Linked DNA regions of Homo sapiens: all the other regions are linked to region 4. The links are chromatin loops, found by intact Hi-C in ENCODE. Cell type or tissue: heart right ventricle. All regions are shown on one strand.

Evidence for each region. Peaks named below come from ENCODE experiments on the same cell type or tissue, not always from the same donor. Only the 100,000 strongest peaks of a DNase experiment are listed, where the experiment ranks them.
Region 1: a loop joins it to region 4, with 5 times the contacts of the local background. A loop is called at or near these places in 85 of 110 quality-filtered maps.
Region 2: it touches region 4 in a loop (10-fold over the local background); 85 of 110 quality-filtered maps call a loop at or near these places.
Region 3: a loop joins it to region 4, with 5 times the contacts of the local background. A loop is called at or near these places in 29 of 110 quality-filtered maps.

Annotation. Positions count from the first base shown.
Region 1 is chr6:8,973,891-8,976,390 of GRCh38, forward strand. The region is part of intron 2 of LOC105374914 (a long non-coding RNA gene); the gene reads left to right. Among named protein-coding and RNA genes, the nearest start is that of HULC, 320 kb to the left of the region's middle. In heart right ventricle, no CTCF peak of the experiment used is centred here; no DNase peak of the experiment used is centred here.
Region 2 is chr6:8,982,294-8,984,793 of GRCh38, forward strand. The region is part of intron 2 of LOC105374914 (a long non-coding RNA gene); the gene reads left to right. Among named protein-coding and RNA genes, the nearest start is that of HULC, 330 kb to the left of the region's middle. RefSeq lists an enhancer at 883-1,177 and a silencer at 1,083-1,132. In heart right ventricle, a CTCF peak has its summit at 1,042 (motif pointing right); a DNase peak (open chromatin) is centred at 1,038.
Region 3 is chr6:10,030,164-10,032,663 of GRCh38, forward strand. It overlaps the pseudogene OFCC1. Among named protein-coding and RNA genes, the nearest start is that of TFAP2A-AS2, 370 kb to the right of the region's middle. In heart right ventricle, a CTCF peak has its summit at 948 (motif pointing right); no DNase peak of the experiment used is centred here.
Region 4 is chr6:10,434,267-10,436,766 of GRCh38, forward strand. LINC00518 (long intergenic non-protein coding RNA 518) reads right to left here and starts at 556. Exons shown (of 3, transcript NR_027793.1): 1 at 247-556; 2 at 1-160. It overlaps MIR5689HG (MIR5689 host gene), which reads left to right and starts at 63. Exons shown (of 4, transcript NR_132993.1): 1 at 63-138. RefSeq lists an enhancer at 1-606. In heart right ventricle, a CTCF peak has its summit at 998 (motif pointing left); no DNase peak of the experiment used is centred here; H3K27me3 peaks cover 928 bases.

The DNA.
Region 1 (2,500 bases), 1.5 Mb before region 4:
ATCAACACAAGCAATAGTTACCCAACATAAATGAGGCAATGAAGAGAAGTGAACGCCAAGATTACAAACCTCAAACCAAAGACAAAATATTATTTTATTTGACTCAATCTTAGCATAATTACTTTTTAGCCATGTGTGTTATAGACTTCCTGTATCAGCTTGATGCTGCTATCTTCTACATTTCTGTCCTTTATATCTATCTGCTAAATATAGGCAGTGAAGAAAACTAGTGTTCGATAAAATGACTTTAATAATGGTTACACATATCTTCTGCCTGGCCAAGTACTCCTATTAACTGTAAAAATGCATGCATTGTCTCTAAAGGTAGGAATGTGACACCTGAATTTCAAAGGCAGGTATACGTCATCGGTAACCAGGTCTTTGCTATTTACATGTAGAAAAATGAACTTAACCTTTAAAATTAAGCAATAAACAGCATGTTTAAGAAATAATTTGCAAATATATTTACTTACATATGTATATCTATTATTCCGTTCATCTGTGAGAATATTAAATGTCTTCAAGTGAATATCAGGAATATTTTATTTAGAAAATACATGTAAGAAAGATTACTATTACTTAAAGAAAAATATTTTAATAGAAATGTTTATGAATATATATGTATTTACTGTATGTATTCATCTCATATATGTATGTGTCAACCTGAAATATATTTTGTATATAAATACATATTCATATTACACATCTAAATGCATTCTACATATTTTGCCACATACCTCATACTCTTTCATCATTCCTTGCCCTATCTACCTTGTTTGAACACATAACCCATCCTTTATGTTAATACTCCTCATCTTCCTTTCCTATCCTAGTTTTCCTTTTTTTATTGCAGTTATCATCTCATGTGCTAAATAATGCATTGGTTTATTATATCTGTTGTTTACTGAGTACTGTCTATTTTGCTCTACTCTAAGATAAACTTCATGAGAGAGAGGATCTTCCTTTGATTCACGAAAATACCCCAGTTTTCTATAATAAAGCATGACATGAGTATTATAGGTGCTCAGTGACTGAATGAATGACTGGATATGTTACAAACATTATGTGTGTGTACATGTTTATATACGTCTGTGTATGTGAGGATATACACACACTCAGATATGTGTGTATTTAGACTTCTAAATCATAATTTTCCTATGACTTTTTCCTAATTTTCCTTCTTCTGGTGTTTAAGCCATCCTTCTCTTCTGTGTCATTTATGGAATACATAAGCTTAGAAGTTTAATTCAAAAGGTCCAGCATAGTTTCCTAATATTCTGACTTCAGAGTTACTTCAGAGTTCTAAGATATATAGTTTATCAAGCAAAATGATTAAAAAATAGTCTTTTTTATTTTCTCAGCTTTTGGATTGCTATCATAGTGCTCTGAGCTTGGTTGACCAGTATTTCTTCCAAGTCAAATCAAAGGGAAATTACTCTTGAGCTAAATGAAACAATCTGGATTGTATCCAATAGCATCTCCCAGTGAAATGGTCACTCTAGCTCAGCAGGATCCTCTGAGCCAATATAATTCAGATGAGTTTGAGTGAAATGCAAACATTATCATTCTGTATCAAATTAGGAAGGTATTATACACTATCATGTAAGTTGGCAAATCTAAGGTCCAAAAGACTCAGCTTCAAATATTTTTATCAACACTGGCCATGAAGTTGGGCTGCCAAAATTCAGTGAGCCGTGCAGGTGAATTTAACAGTATTGTGAATTGTATTATAAAAAATTAAATCTTTGTTCATTCAGGTCTCTGCCCAAAATGTCCCTCCTCAGTGATATATAACTAGTATCCTCTTCATGCACTTTTATATTGCCTGTTATAATTTATATTCATTTTGCCTATTTGATTTCTATCTGTTCTATTCACTAGAATATAAGCTCTGTGAAGGCAAGAACTTTGCATGCTTTGTTCATTCCTGACTGTCCAGTGTTCAGAAAAATATTCCTGATAAAGTGTAGGTGCTCATGTCATAGTTATTAAATCAATGAATGAATAAAAATAAGTAGCATGAGGAAGAAGATGTGCCTTCTAAAGAGCATTTTATTGGCCCCCAAGACTCTTCTGCATATGCACTCCAAAGGATACATAAAGAGCCCTGGCACTGAGCTTTTAAAATAATAATTCCCTTTTCTGAAAAGCATTTATAATATTTCCTAGAAACCACTCTGAAACGAGAAAGAATTCACATTTATCGCAAGTCAAGTGTGAGATAATTCAACACCTATGATTTCATAACTACATGCTTAGTCCTTAGAAATGGCCTGATTTTTGAGATATTTTGCTTTGGAGACACAAGGTTGAGTTTTAATATGAAAACCAAAAAAATAAAAAAAATAAATATGTTCCTGAGAAAATAAATGAGTGGAGAAGATTGCAAAAGATGCAGACCTTTGGTTGTGGGGCGAGAAAAGATCAAGGTTTCTATTTTAGACAAGTTAAGGTTAAGATGTCCCTTAGGGGTTCAAAAAGATATGTTGAGAATATATGG
Region 2 (2,500 bases), 1.5 Mb before region 4:
TTTATCCAAATGACAATTTGTGACTCTTTCATTTTTCTTTTTTTGTCCTCATCAAGACAGATGAATTATATGATTGAGAGTTGGAAAGGAACATAGAAATAGATACACTAATCTTTTTGTCGTGAAAACGAGAAAATTCAGACTAAAGAAATTCAAATGATGTGCCCAAGGCTACACAGATGTAAAATGAAAACAAAAAATGAAGAACTAGATTTAAATCATCAGTGCTTGACCACAAGGAAGGCCTAGGAGAGGAGATAACTGCTTGGATTTGGATGAAACAAACTGTGTTCAAATCCTGGATCTATTGCTCAGTGATCTGTAAAACTTAAGCGCAGTGACAACTTCTCTAACATTCAATTTACCGTTTTGTGAAAAAGGAGTGACAGTGGCAAGATTTGTTTCCTAGGGCTGAGGTGGGCATTAAATGACACTGTTGTTGAAAGTACTCTCAATAAATAGACGAGCTTCTTTCGAACAGTACAATGCGCTTTATGATGTTGATGTATGGACTTTGATCAGTGGGAGAAATCGTCAAATCCGGGTTTCTTTGCCAAGTTTTGAATGGAAATACATTGCATTGTCTCACAGGCGTCTATGACACACAGGAAGGTCAGGAGTCCTTCGCAAATTTGGTTTATGCTATTATTCAGAATGGGTGAGTTTTAAAACTTTAATTAACCAAGTTAACCTATTTGTTTGCCAATGCGTGGAAGGTTGTATTGTTCTAACCACATTGCAACATTTTGGATAAAAGCGTAAATGTGGGTGTGGGAGGAAAAAAAAGAGAAACAGATTTGGATCAAAGCTACTGCGGAACAACTGCCACAGCACTCATTTTTTTCCCCCAAGGAATAGCTGTGGTAGAGAGCAGTGCCAGCTTGGAGTTTGCAACGTCTATTTTCTAGCCAACGCTATGATTTTTATTCCTGTTTATTGACCAAAAATTGCTTCATTTACTGAACCAACCACGTAGCGCAGCAGAGAGGCGGCTGTGGTTTCGCTGCCTGGGCCCTGAGCAATACCCACCTCTGTCCCATAGATGGCAGCATTTCACAAACAACGCCGCCACCGGGACGCATTGAGAACTCAGCTCCAGTAATCTGTTGACAGGATTAAGGACCCCTGTTGTTTTACAGGAAGTAAATAAATCCTTATGGTATTCTGGAAGGCTCAGAAGTATATGAGAGTGGTAGGAAATTGTTTATTCTATGGTAAAGGTATCAAATGAATATTTACAGCATTTAAAACAATTACCTCGGATTGATGTGGACTGGTGTTAAAACTCAGCCTGTTTGCATTATCTAGTTTAGAGTATTTGTTCAACTTTTGCCCAGTAGGTTTAGTTTTTCTGAGTACAGAATTTCTTGCTAGCATAAGTTGATGGTGAATGCTAAGGCTGATAAGATGGTGATAATTTCTCTTTAGAAATTAAAATGTTATCTATTTGTGCAAATCACTGTGTAAGAAAAACATAAACCACATGATACTGTAAACTCTAAGAACATGAAAAATAATGAAGAGAATAAAGGATGTAACAGTACAGGATGAATAGAAATATAGTAGGTGGGTTTAGGCAAAGGATTATCTTCAACTTTAAAATCCATTGAAATTGTCAATTTTAGACATGGAAAAGTTCTGTTATAAATCCAGACCATTGAATGGTTTCAGTATTCTTAAATACATTTCTGAGATATTTCAAAAACGACACAGGGCAATAATCTAAGTGAATCAGTGAGATTTACCCAGGGGTGGATTAAACAAGCCTACTCCTTAGATTTTCCACTGCCTTAGGGATGCACTATAATTTTCTATCCCTCATTTTTAGGCAACTTCCTTTACTCCATATGTTTCAAGAAGCTGATGATTTTTGAAAAGTACATTTGATTTGTGGTCATGACTCATTACCAAGTAAATAAATGATTATCATTTTGAGCTTCAACACACATTTTCTTTTTTAATTTATTTATTATTTATTATTTTTTAGAGACAGGATCTTACTATGCAGGGTCAAACAATCCTTCCACCTGGGTCTCCCAAAGTGCTGGGATTACAGGTATGAGCCACTGTGCCTGGCCCACAGCACACATTTCAGATATCCAATTAAAAAAATGATCAAGTGACAATCTCTAATAAAATGTCTGCTCTTTTATAATATGACTTGTCTGTAAAGACTTCACTAGACACTAAATTCAATTTTTCTTTTTAGATTCAAGTGTGAAGTCGAAATGTTGATAATTTATTCACAAGATAATGCCCTGTACAACTCTTATTTTTATGAAGGATAATTGGATAAATTAGCCTTAATAACCAATGAAACTCATGCTCAAGTACTGGACATGCTATTAAGTCTGTCTCCATTGGGCATCTGAATTATTCTGGCCTTCAGTTTCCATATTGGTAAGATGTCTATCATAATGATTTTATATAAAACAGTGTTAGGAATCTGATATTGACATCCAGTTTCTAAAGCCTTTCCTAAATTGTTAGGCAAACAAAT
Region 3 (2,500 bases), 400 kb before region 4:
TGCCTCCAACTCAAATCGATGAAAGTACACATTAGCTCTTAGCCTCACGGGCCGGAGTTCTTGAAGGTCAAAATAGCCATCAGCATCACTGTAGGGTATAAAAATCATTTCACAAACTGTGAACAAAAACAACACAACTTGCTTTGCAGTTTGATTATTGTTTATAGATACAGCAAGCCAAGAATTAAAGCATAGCCTTGGGGCAGCATAATTATTTACAGCTGAAGACTCATATCATTATTAGCGGTCTCCTAATTGCTTGAAGTTATATCAATGTTAGTTGATTTAACACATTTCTTATAACATATATGGAAATTGTTTCCTCTGCATATGGAGTGTCAGTTTATCTGGGAGATGGTTTCTTAATTTATCAAAGTTTTTTTTTCTTCTAATTGTTCTTTTTTTCTTTGAAGGAAGATTTTCCCTTAGCCATAAGCAGGGAGAAGAGTTGAAGCTGAGCTTTAATTTATCTACTGTATCTTAATGCTAGAAATACTAGGATCATTTTTGTTTGCTTGTTTTCATTAAAAATTGAATCCATAAAGCTACAACAATATCTTCCATTGGAAAATGTATCAAACTTTCCTCCAGATGGTTCATACACACCTTTTCTTCTTAGGTACCTAACCTGAAATTTTAACATTAAGAGCACAACCACGTAGCTCATAAAAGTGCTAGTGATGTTGAAGTCATGAAAATCTTCATACATTGTAAAATGTCAAATCTTGATCCATTGGTCATATATTTTATATATGCATAAGGAAGATAAAGCTAAATATGCAGCTATAATATAGATGAAAACTTACAGTAATATTGAAGAAGAAAATTAAAGAGAAACATTCAGGTAATACTGTTGTGGGTAGAGTTTGGAATTTGTAAGGGTAAAAATGAACTCCTATTTTTTACGGTATTCTCTACCTGGATGAAATTATCCTTTTTCTGTAATATATTTTCTACCTATAGGTGGCGACACTTGTACTGTTTCCTTTTGAACTGTTCTTTGTGCCTGGGAACAAATGGACTGCTGCTAGGGGAAGACAAGAATTGAACTTAGAGACCATGGTGTCAAAGCCTTTCAAGGCTAGAAAAGATCTTAGGACCAAGTAGTCAATTCCTGCAACATACGATATCTGAGAAATAAGGCCCCAAGAGACTCAGCTAAATGCCCAAGATCACACTACCAGTTAGTGATAGACCTGGAAAAATAAAGAAACTAGATTCAGAAATAATAACCTGAGACAATCCGTAAACATAAAAAATAAACTCTTAAGCAAAACATTTGCAAAGTATCACGTGGAACTCTATCTCCACAAAGTGGACTTGGAATCGTTCCGATAAATTATGTGTATTTAAACCTAAATCCTAGCGTTCATTTTTTTTTCTTCCTTCACAATAAATGGCCCTCCAAAGTATTATGATAAAAGAACTAAGGTCTCTTATTTGAGAAAATGTAATGTTTATTAAAATGCTTCCCAAAGGGAAATATCAATTTAATGGCTAATGTATGTTTTTACAAAATTGATCACCACTTGCAGATATGAAACTGGAGAATATCTGAGAAAATTGCTAATGGGGCCTATTGTTTAGAAGTACGCCAAAGCAAATACCAAAGGCTTTGATTCTGGGTTACAAAGGTCACCCAGAAATCTTATGAAATTTAAGCTGTGATTGTTAACCTGCTAAAAGTTACCACGTTACTTAACACTTGTGATCTTATCTAAGAGACATATGGTATAAATATTTCCAAACATTTCTAAGAACAATTTTGTTTTATCAAAGGGAATATTATTTAACAATTCTCTTTACTTTATGGGCCTTTAGCAAAACTCTTGCTGCTGCCTGGAAGAAACAGAAAACCTGAAAATGGTATTTTAGATTAATTTAATTTAGATTTCCTTTGAACAAATTACAGTCTCTACAGCAACCCTGGTGGATTGCGTCTGGAATCTGAAGCAGCCTTGGTCCCAGGCATCCCATGAACACCGTTCTGTAAAAATGGAAAGAACTGATGAGGTGCTGAGCGACTAGCAGAAACTTCTTATCACTGTGGGTGATGTTTAGTTCTGGAGCCATCGTCTTTCCTAAGAATTCAACAATGGCTTCCCTTCTCCAGACAGAGATTACTTTAAACAGAGAATGGTAAATCACGCATGGAAAGGTCATTTTACATTGAATTTTGTGAAGTATGCCTTGATATATATTTTCTGTTTCTTACATACTTTTCTTCTTGGTTTATTTTATCTATATTTAGAAAGATATAAAACAATCAAAATTACTTAGATGGAGAAATAAAAGCTGTAAGGCAAATTAAAGCTTATAATTTAGTATTCTCACTAAGATATCACGTTAAAATATTTTTCTTCTCAAAGGTATATCCATATTTTTCCCAGACTGAAAAATTGATTTTCTTTCTTTCGTTTTTCAGAGCCACCCAGCTTCATTTTACTTTTTAAAAATGTTTTTAGTGCCACCTTTCACTTGTATAAATTACGCATCTCAA
Region 4 (2,500 bases):
AGAAGGAGGGGAACTGCTGAGCATGGGCTCTGGAAGCCACAGCTCCAGGAAGAGGAAGTGAACAGCTCTGTCAAACGCTGCTGCTGGGTGGAGCTCCCTGAAGACAGAGAGTGAACCCTTGGTTTTCGCCATGTAGAGGTGAGTGGATGTGGTGGAAAACCTGCAGGGAGGTTAGAATCAGGGAGCTCTACCATTTTAGCCAAATTCACTACATAAAACCTAGGCACTGCTAAGCAATTTACTCACCCCTTTGATCCTCAGCGGTCTCATTAGTAACACAGATGGAATGATTCCTACCTCAGGCTGGTGAGCTCTTAAAGAGACAATGTTAGGAGTATTCATTTGCTAGGATGGCCTTCACAAAATACAACCGACCTGAATTGCAAACATTTATTTTCTCACAGTTCCGGAGGCTGGAAGTCCAAGATGGAGCTGCTGTGAGGGTTGGTTTCCGGTGAGGCCTTTCTTCCTAGCTCGTAGACAGCCACCTTCTCTCTGTGTCCTCACATGGCTTTTCTTTTGTGTCCATGCCGAGAGAGAGGACTCTCTGAGGACTCTCCCTCTTCTTGTAAGGACACCAGTCCTATCAGACTAGGGCCCCACTCTTATGACCTCATTTAATTTAATTATGTCTGTAAAGGCCCCTGCTCCAAATATAGTCACATTGAGGATTATGGCTTCATAATCCTGTGACTCTGGGGAGAGGACACATTTCAGTCCATAACAAAGCCCTTAGTGTGTTTTAGTGCTCAAAACTGTTCATTCATACCTCGGTTATTCCATTATTATTGCCTACGATATTACCACTTCAGGGTTTTTGTTATTTTTTACAATATAGAGCACAACGTATAATAAACTACACATACGAATTCTCATTGAGGAATTACAGAAAATATATCTATCGCGTCTAACAAGGTTTAATTAGCATCTTGGAAAAAAAAAAAAACACCTACGTTTTTAAGGAAAAAGTTGGCCAATACTGCCATCTGTTGGAATTTTGGTCAAAGCTCATGTGTTGGACTTTACTCATTCTTTGTCAATATCTTTTCTTTCTTTCTTTCTTTCTTTTTTTCTGAGACGGAGCCTTGCTCTGTTACCCAGGCTGGAGTGTGGTGGCGCGATCTCGGCTCACTGCAACCTCCGCCTCCTAGGTTCAAGCGATTCTCCTGCCTTGGCCTCCTGAGTAGCTGGAATTACAGGCACGCGCCACCACGCCCGGCTAATTTTTGTATTTTTAGTAGAGACGGAGTTTCACCATGTTGGTCAGGCTGGTTTCGAACTCCTGACCTCGTGATCCACCCACCTCGGCCTCCCAAAGTGCTGGAATTACAGGCGTGAGCCACCGCGCCCGGCCCTTTGTCAACATCTTATATGTTGCTGTGATTATTTTCTTCCCTAATAAGTGTAAAATTGGATGATTTTGTTTTCAATTTAAACCTACAATAAGTATTCTAAGAAATACACAAAGATTCTACTATGACAGAATGAGTCTTTTCCTACTTGCGACATTCATTCTAAATTTCACAAATGCAAGTTGTGGAAAGAGAGACATTGATGGAAAAATTTCTACTTTTGGAGACAAATTCTCATTCGCATTAGTTTTATTTTTATTTCTCAATTATAAGTTATTTGGCGTTCTGGCTCACCTAATCCGTGAACCAAGAGGGTTGCTTTCGGAAGCCTACTAGTGGAAAATGAAAGTTTCAGATCTGAAGCTAGCAAATGCTCACTTGCTGATGATGAGGAACAAGTTCTATTATAATAGAGTTGGTTACAAGGCTATGCAGCAAGAAAAAGGTGCTCAGCTTTATGAGAGAAGTGCAACAGATATTGGAATGTGGTGGCCTTGATGATGCTGTTCTTAGGAGACTCCATAGGCATTCTTTTTTTTTTTTTGAGACGGAATCTCGCTCCGTCGCCCACTCGCCACCGCGCCCGGCTAATTTTTTTGTATTTTTAGTAGAGACAGGGTTTCACTGTGTTAGCCAGGATGGTTTCCATCTCCTGACCTCGTGATCCGCCCGCCTCGGCCTCCCAAAGTGCTGGGATTACAGGCATGAGCCACCGCGCCCGGCCGCAGTAGGCATTCTTATACTTTGATGGGAGTAGTGTAATATGGTATAGCTTCTTTGTGAAATCGATCCAAATAAATATGAGCACACCTTTGAACCTAGCGACTCCACTTGTTGGAATTTATCCTACAGATGGAGTTGCAAGTGTGCGAAATGATGGGTTTATATATCGTGACTTTTTTAATAATAGCAAAGACTGGAAACAGTCTAAATGCTATCAATAAGACACATTTAAATAAATGATGGGTCAGTCGTATAAAGGAATAACATTCAGTCATTACAAGGAATGAGGCAGTTCTCTATGTACTCTACAGATTCATTTCCAAGACATATTGTTAAGGAAGAAAGCAAGGTGTAGTGCACTAGGTATGGTATACACATGTGTTAAGAATTGTGTTTTACTGTAGTATACCATACCTTATATGTTT